Regions from separate parts of the Homo sapiens genome. Here region 1 is linked to region 2. A link is an interaction called in ENCODE POLR2A ChIA-PET data of the cell type or tissue named here. Cell type or tissue: GM12878. All regions are shown on one strand.

Region 1 (4,000 bases), 160 kb before region 2:
TGATCACAATCGGATAGCCCTCACTTCCCTTGTAATTATATAATTTATTTGCTTATATTACTCACAATCAAAGTAATACAGGTAGAACCAGTTTAGGGCAGATGTTTTTTGTTCTTTTCAAATCAGTTATTTCCCCTCTCATAATCCTCTATCTAGGTCATGGGCAGAGGCCCTCTATGTAAAAATACTGCACAATGAAGCATCAATCTGAAGCCCAAGTCAATCCAGATGCTAAAGACCCACAAAAAGGAGAGCAAGAAATGTGTACTACAGGTAGAACCAGAAAGGAAAAGATCAAAAAGCCATCCAATTCCTTTTGCAAAGGCCACATCAGAAAACACTGAAACTTCTGGTGGGGGAATAAAGGAAGAGGAATGATGGTTATTTTATATACAAAGTTAGTAACTATGGCAACCTAAGGAAAAAGAAAACAAGTCTGCAAAACAGACTATAATCTAAGTCCAGGTTATGAGAATCCAGGGAAAGAAAAAATGGTAAAAAAAGAACCCAAAGTTTGTGAGTGGTTGGGGGAGACTGGACCTTCGGACTGAGGAGCTGCTCTGAGGAAGGAGCTAGACTCAGGAGATGCTACAGGAGGGGCTGTTTGTTGAGAGGAAAATTCTGGACAGGAAGAAGTATTCTCAGAATCACACCCAGTAACAGTGGGTATGACAGAATGGAAAACTGGGAGTGCAGCTATTTGTCCCAGATACAAAAGTGTTATTATTTTTACGAGTCAAGGTCTCACTCTGTCACCCAGGCTGGAGTGCAGAGGTGTGACCATAGCTCACAGTAGCCTCCAACTCCTGTGCTCAAGTGGTCCTCCCGCCTTGGCTTCCCAACGTACTTCCAAAAGAAGTACTTTTGAGGCCGGGTGCAGTGGCCTCAATAGTCCCAGCTTCTCAATAGCACCTGGCCTCAAAAGTACTTCTTTGCGCAGGAAAGGCCCCTGGACTTCTTTCATGAGAAGCTGCAGCGTATGCTTTCACACACGAACTCCCGGGAGAAAACAAACATGTCAGAATTCTAGTCCTTTACTCCAAGCAGACTGTCTAACGGGGTCTCAGCTACCTCACGACCAGATGGAAGGAGGCGACGTGGATGATGCCAGGCACTCGGAGGCACTTGGTGAAGTAACAGGAAAAACACAGACCAGGAAACAAAGAGTTTGGGTTCAGACCCCAACTCTGACCACTGCCTCACTGGGTGGATTCTTTGTTTCAAGGAAAACACAGGGAGACTGAGGTGTGATGAAAAGATGGCTGGAACCCTGGGCAAGTCCCTGAAGCTCTCTGAGCCTCAGTCTTTTTGGTACCTCAGTCTTCACATCTATCAAATGAGAGAATGAAACTATACCACATGAGTACTGTGACTTAAGTCAGATAGGAACTACATTTGGCAGAATGTAAGATCTTTTTGGGGAAATGAACCACTGACCATCACTAACATCATCATTCCCACTCAACCCCAACCAAATCCTTGGAAGTCACCGATTTCAATAATCCCAGTGCTGTAGGCCGTAAGAGTAAGTTTTTACATGTTAGGCAAAAGATGAAATTTAGATCTTAGAATGAAAGTGTATTATTCCATCTAAGACATCACACTTCTTAGGCTGTAACAGCTGAAACCCATGTTCTAGGCAGACCAGGCTATTCCTATTTGAAGTGATCCCTCTCCCTAGGCCTGCTGCCCCCACAATCTCTGCAGGTACAATTGAAATGTGCACCTTAAGGCTAGCTGCAACACCAGTCTATCTTATACTCACTTGATTTCCCAGTAACTTCCCTCTTCTGACCAGCCAAGGCCCTAGTTTCATATTTTTATTTTAGTTTTTATTAAATTATACCAGATATTCTGGTTAGCAATCTATGGCTTAACTCTTCTACTTAACCCTGAGAAATGCTGGCACATTCTGCAGATGTTTTGAGGTCGGGGGACTAGATTTCTTACTCAGTCTTCCGGCCTCCCCAGGGAGACCTGCAGTCATTTCCAAGGTGCCTGTGCATTGAGGAAGGGAAAGTAATCAAACTTTAGGGGATTACTGAACACAAGTTCCAAAAAGACACTAATTCCCAAAGAACCAAACTGTCACTGTGGTCCACCAGTCAGAACAGGACTGATGGAGGGCAGGTGATCCATGGAGTTTCAGCTCAGGCCCATCTCACAGTGGGCTCCCGACCCACCCACAACTGCGGGTATTTCCCCAGTTTCAGGATATATAATTGGAATAGATATATGCAGCAACCACTAAAATCCCCACATGAAATTCAGTTTTTTGAGCTGAGAGGAACAAATAAAATTTACTTAAGTTTTATAATTCCCTTGTCTGGTATAATCTGACAGTTGTATAAGATTAATAAGAGTTACAAATTTAGCTTCCTTCCCAGAGAGGGAGAAAACAGGCAGGTTATTTGGAGATAGTAAGGATTTGAGGTAAATTAGCCTGTGAAAGCCTACTGGGTTCCAGGTACTATTTTAAAAGTTTATTATGTGAGCTATCTCATCTTACCAGGCACCGTTTTACAGGTGGGGCAACTAAGGCTGAGAAAGGCTTCAGAGTCTGCCCGAGGGCCCTTACCATGAGTAACTGGGGGGGATAGGAGAGAACCCCCACAGCAAGTCCTCCCCCCAGACCATGCTGTCTCCCAGCTCACAGAGGGCTAAAAAGTGTTCTTCCAAGAGAGGCAGGCCTGCCTTTGGGGACAGTTTTACTACCTTTCCCTCAAGTCTGACAGTCAGGTGACCATAATATAAATTATGTATTTCAAAACATATCCTATGCCACAGTCCACAGGGAGAGAAGATGCTTAAAGTAAACCCAAGAACAAAACCAAGCAGGTGTCTTGCATCTCATTAGTCATGGAAATTCATCAGTAGTGCTTAAGTTCCCAATAAAAACATGGCTTGCTTCGCTGAAAAACGTGAGGCCAGCAGGCTCAGCATAAAGACAAGCCAGTAGGAGCTTTGGAAAGACAGGCACTTCCTGTAAAGAAATACAAAATGCTCTAGATTTTTACAAGCCTATCCTTAAGCCTTCTCCAGAAGTTAGATTTCCAGGTTTTAGTCAACGCCACTTCAACAATTTCTGAGCACACATTGCTCTTGAGACAGAGGTGCGGTGAGCTGAGGGGCATCCCTGCCCTTACATAGGCTTCTGGTCATTAGAAGCAGAATGACTACAGCTGTGAGAACTAGGAAGCGGGCCCGGATCTGCCAGAAGAGTTGGGAGAGAAGCTGGGATGAGAGGAAGGCAGGCTGAGAATAACTGCGAGAGGCCCTGCAGCTGCGTCTCCCAGGATGAGGGGAGTGGGCACAGGAGCAGGTGGGTGTGCGCCAGGGACACGAGTAGTCTGGATAATCACAGAAGAGTTTCTGTAGATGTGCCGGAATGAGGCTGGATATCTTCTAAGGTGGATTTAGACTCCAAGAAATGGGAAGTGACTGAAAGTTCTTAATACATTTTATTTATTTACTTATTTTGAAACGGTCTAGCTCTGTTGCCCAGGCCAGAGTGCAGCCAATCACAGCTCACTGCTGCCTCTACCTTCTGGGCTCAAGGGAGCCTCCTGCCTCAGCCTCTCGAATAGAGTAGTGGGGATTACAACCATGCACCACCACGCCCGGCTATTCTTTTCTATTTTTAGTAGAGACAGGGTCTCCTTATGTTGCCCGGGCTGGTCTTGAACTTCTGGGCTCAGGCAATCCTTCCACCTCAGCCTCCTTAAGTACTGGGTAATTATAGGCATGAGCCACCACGCCTGGCCACTGACGTATTTTAGAGATGTGTCGCTTACAGAATCTACAAGTCACCAATTTTAAGGCATACCATTTAAGTAAGCCATATAGGCTGCTGACAACGCTATGGGCACACCATTGACTAAGTCAACCGCTGATTTCAGAGACGTTAAACTGTGAAAGAGCATATCTTGGACAATGAAACAAGTTCCTTATGGAGGCATGAGGGGTTGGCGATGGGAGACAGCCTAGTGGCCGACTGACT
Region 2 (4,000 bases):
TCCTGAGATATTGAAGCTGGGACATCCAACTTCAGTAGTCATCAAAGAAATTCAAATTAACAAACAAAGTATTGGCATAATTTTAAAAAACCAATAACATGGGATATTAATAAGAATATAAGGAAAAGATGACCTCATATACTGCTGGTAGCATTATAAATCAGTATAATTTTTCTGGAAGGCCATTTAGCAAAACATATCAAAAGTTTTAAATATGCTCATGTAATTTTTCTCAGCAATTTCACATTTAGCACATTATATCCTAAGGAAATAAGCAGACAGGTGCACTGTGATTTATCCATGAGAATGCTCATTGCAGCACTGTTTAGTTGAAGACTGTGGACTAGATAAATACATCACTATGAAGGATAAGCCCACAGCCTTTGAAAGCAAATACATTGAAGAATAATGACTTGAAAAATGTTTTTGAACAATTGTTAAGAAATCTTGATTAAACAATTATATGCATATTCATCATAATTAATACTTCTTGTGTGCTTTACTAATTAACTCATATAATCCTTATAATAATAATAATCTTATGAGGCAGGTACTGTCCTTGTGGACTCAGAAGTTGCATCATGGAGAGGCAGCCTAACTTCCCTGTGGGCAGGTAGTGGGTGGCAGAGCTGGATTCCAACTACTGGTGCTCAGGAAATCTTAGAACACTGAGTCCAGTGCTTCCCAAGGTGTGGTCCCTGGACCAGCAGCCCCACATCACCTGGAACTTGTTAGAAGTGCCAAATCCCAGGCCTGGTCCCAGACCTCCTGATCAAAAGCTCTGGGGGTGGGGCCCAGCAATCTATGTTTGAGCAACCCTTCCAGGTGAATGTATGCTCAGTTTTGAGAGCCACTGTGCAATTGTAAGGGCCGAAGGGAAGCTTCTCCTCTGTCCTCTTAAGGTTTGCTGAAAACGAACTATAATAGACAGATTAGTAAAAGAAAAAGGCATATGAAATTGTATTTAACAAGGCCAGGCATGGTGGCTCATGCCTGTAATTCCACACTTTGGGAGGCCATGGTGAGAGGATCACTTGAAGCCGGAAGTTTGAGACTACCCTGGGTAACAAAACAAGATCCTGTCTCTACAAAAAATTTTTTTAAAAAATTAGCCAGGCATGGTGATATGTGTCCACAGTCCCAGCTACTTGGTAATCAGAGGCAGGAGGATCACTTGAACCCAGGAGTTTGAGGCTGCAGTTGAGCTATGATTGTGCCACTGCACTCCAGCCCAGGCAACAGAAGAACATCTTGCCTCTCAAAAAATAATAATAATAATAAAATAAATTATTTAATGTGAGTAACACAGGGGAATTATAGGAGAATGATTACCCAATAACCCTTATATGCCCTTCTTCATCGGGGAAGGGGAAATGGGAGGTATAGGAGTAAGTGACTTTTTAGGGGAAATGAGTGATCCTAAAGAACAACTGCCTGAGACAAAATTCTTCTGAGCTCTGGGGGAGGTGGCGGGAAGGTAAGGGGCAGACCTTCACTGTAAACAAAGATTGTCTTACTATGCAGATGAAGCGTCCCAGGTGATCTCTAGGAGCTGCTCTCAGAAAAACAAATGAAAGTCTGTCTGAGCACGGTGACTACATCTAGTCTCTTTTCCAGTGGTTAATCTTTCCTGGTTATTTGATGAGATTCCTAGGGACGGGGAGTTTTAAGAAATTGCATTTCTCTTGGAAAGAAGCTTTCTTAGGCAGATAAGAAAATTCCAGCGACAGCCCCTCCTGGTGCTTTGGGAAAGTAAGAGGATCAGAGAGACAGGGAGGCAGGGCAAGGTCAGAAAGAGACCTTGAAACCGCTTCTTCAGTTCAGCACGTCAAAGCGCCAGATTCTGGGGTATTATTTTCTGAGCCTGAATACAACACTATTGCATCTTTTCTCGAAATTTTGTAAAAAGAAAGTATATGTATGTATAAAAAAGTCTGATGGATTGGTCATTAAAATATTAACAGTGTCACTTCTGAATGGTGGGGTTCTGGGTGATTTTTTTATATATATTTTTTTGTTTTATAATTCCAAAAGGTACATAATGAACTTCTGCATCCAAAGTAAAAGAAAAAAATACATGTTCTTTAAAAAAAAAAAAAAAAGAAGAAGGGGCCAGGCACAGAGGCTCACGCCTGTTATCCCAGCACTTTTTGGGAGGCCAAGGTGGGTGAATCACTTGAGGTCAGGGGTTCAAGACCAGCCTGGCCAACATGGTGAAACCCCATCTCTATTAAAAATACAAAATTTAGCCAGGTGTGGTGGCACAGGCTTGTAATCCCAGCTACTTGGAAGGCTGAGGTGGGAGGATCGCTTGAACCAGGGAGGTGGAAACTACAGTGAGCTGAGATTGCACCACTGCACTCCCCTGGGAGACACAGTGAGGCTCTGTCTCAAAAAAAAAAAAAAAAAAAAGGAACTCCGCTTCAATACTCAGTGAGATGGTATATATTTTGGGTAGAAGGGAAGTAGAGAAGAAAATGGTTCCCCTAAATCATACAGCAACTCCAGCAGTTCTTCTTCAGTGTGAATGAATCACCAGGGGGTCTTGTGAAAATGCAGACTTGGCCGGGTGCGGAGGCTCACGCCTGTGATCCCAGCACTTTGGGAGGCCGAGGCGGGCGGATCACGAGGTCAGGAGATCGAGACCACGGTGAAACCCCGTCTCTACTAAAAATACAAAAAAATCAGCCGGGCGTGGTGGTGGGCGCCTGTAGTCCCAGCTACTCGGGAGGCTGAGGCAGGAGAATGGCATGAACCCAGGAGTCGGAGCTTGCGGTGAGCCGAGATCGCGCCACTGCACTCCAGCCTGGGCGACAGAGCGAGACTCCCTCTCAAAAAAAAAAAAAAAAAAAAAAAAAGAAAGAAAAAAAAAGAAAATGCAGACTCAGTGAGGCTTGCGGCTAAGATGCTGCACTCCCAACCAGCTCCCAGAGGATGCTGAAGATGCTGGTCTAGAGTCCACACTTTAAGAAACAAGAGACCAGAGAGACGGAGGCTCTTAATCTCCAGAATGCAAGCTTCACGAGGGGCCTGGTCCCATGATGTGTTTCCAGTGCTGAGAACGGAGCAAAGAATAGTTATCTAATAAATAGATGGAGGTGCGGCAAGCCTCCTCATTCCTGGGGACCCAGAAATGGGGGTTCTGGTCATGGTTCTGTATCTGCTGCCAGTAATACCTTTGGCAAGCTGCGGCCTCCCTGTGATGACAACTGTCACTGGGCAGGGTGACAGCTCTGGACCCTTCTTTCCCATGACCCAATATGCAAGACCGGTTCAGCCTGGGCCAGGGCTACCCAACATGTCAGTCTTGCACCAAACAAAAAGTACCAGGAACTTGGTAACACAGGTGTTCTGAGAAGCCCAAAGAAAGGAACTAGAGATGAAGAAATATCTAAGTTGAGGTTTCCGTAGAAACATTAACTCATCTGCATAGGCTGCATGCTGCATTTGGATTACAGGTTAGGCTCGTAAGCCTGAAATAAATTATATACTCTTCGTATTATTCAACACTGTACTGTATAATAATAAATTATACAGTTATAGGCCTCAGCCCAAGTTATAACAAATTATACCACAGTGTATAATTACCCTGCACTGCACCATATAATAATAAATTAGACAGCTACAAACCTAAGTTGTGACTCCAGAAAGAGGAGAATGAATGGGGGCTACTGATCCATTCCTCTGACCAGTCAGATAAGCCCGGAGCCTGAGAATGAAGAATTTAATTGCTTATTCCTTCCTTCCTCCCTCCCTCTCTTCCTTCCTTCCTCCTTCCCTCCCTCTCTCTTTTCCTTCCTTCCTCCCTCCCTCCCTTCCTTCCTTCCCCTCTTATTCCTTCCTCCTTCTCTCTCTCCCTCCCTCCCTTCCTTCTTCTTTTCCTTCCTTCCTTCCTTCCTTCCTTCCTTCCTTCCTTCCTTCCTTCCTTCCTTCCTTCCTTTCCTTCCTCCCTCCCTCCCTCCATCCCCCTCTCATATTTGAGTGCCTCCCTGGTTTTTGG

The links. Peaks named below come from ENCODE experiments on the same cell type or tissue, not always from the same donor. Only the 100,000 strongest peaks of a DNase experiment are listed, where the experiment ranks them.
Region 1: POLR2A ChIA-PET joins it to region 2 with 5 read pairs; 6 of 35 experiments call an interaction of 5 or more read pairs at or near these places.

Annotation. Positions count from the first base shown.
Region 1 is chr20:2,111,177-2,115,176 of GRCh38, reverse strand. All of the region lies in intron 2 of STK35 (serine/threonine kinase 35), which reads right to left. Among named protein-coding and RNA genes, the nearest start is that of STK35, 11 kb to the right of the region's middle. In GM12878, no CTCF peak of the experiment used is centred here; a DNase peak (open chromatin) is centred at 2,076; H3K27ac peaks cover 1,718 bases.
Region 2 is chr20:1,953,060-1,957,059 of GRCh38, reverse strand. All of the region lies in intron 2 of PDYN-AS1 (PDYN antisense RNA 1), which reads right to left. Among named protein-coding and RNA genes, the nearest start is that of PDYN-AS1, 7.8 kb to the right of the region's middle. RefSeq lists an enhancer at 2,458-2,547. In GM12878, no CTCF peak of the experiment used is centred here; a DNase peak (open chromatin) is centred at 2,379.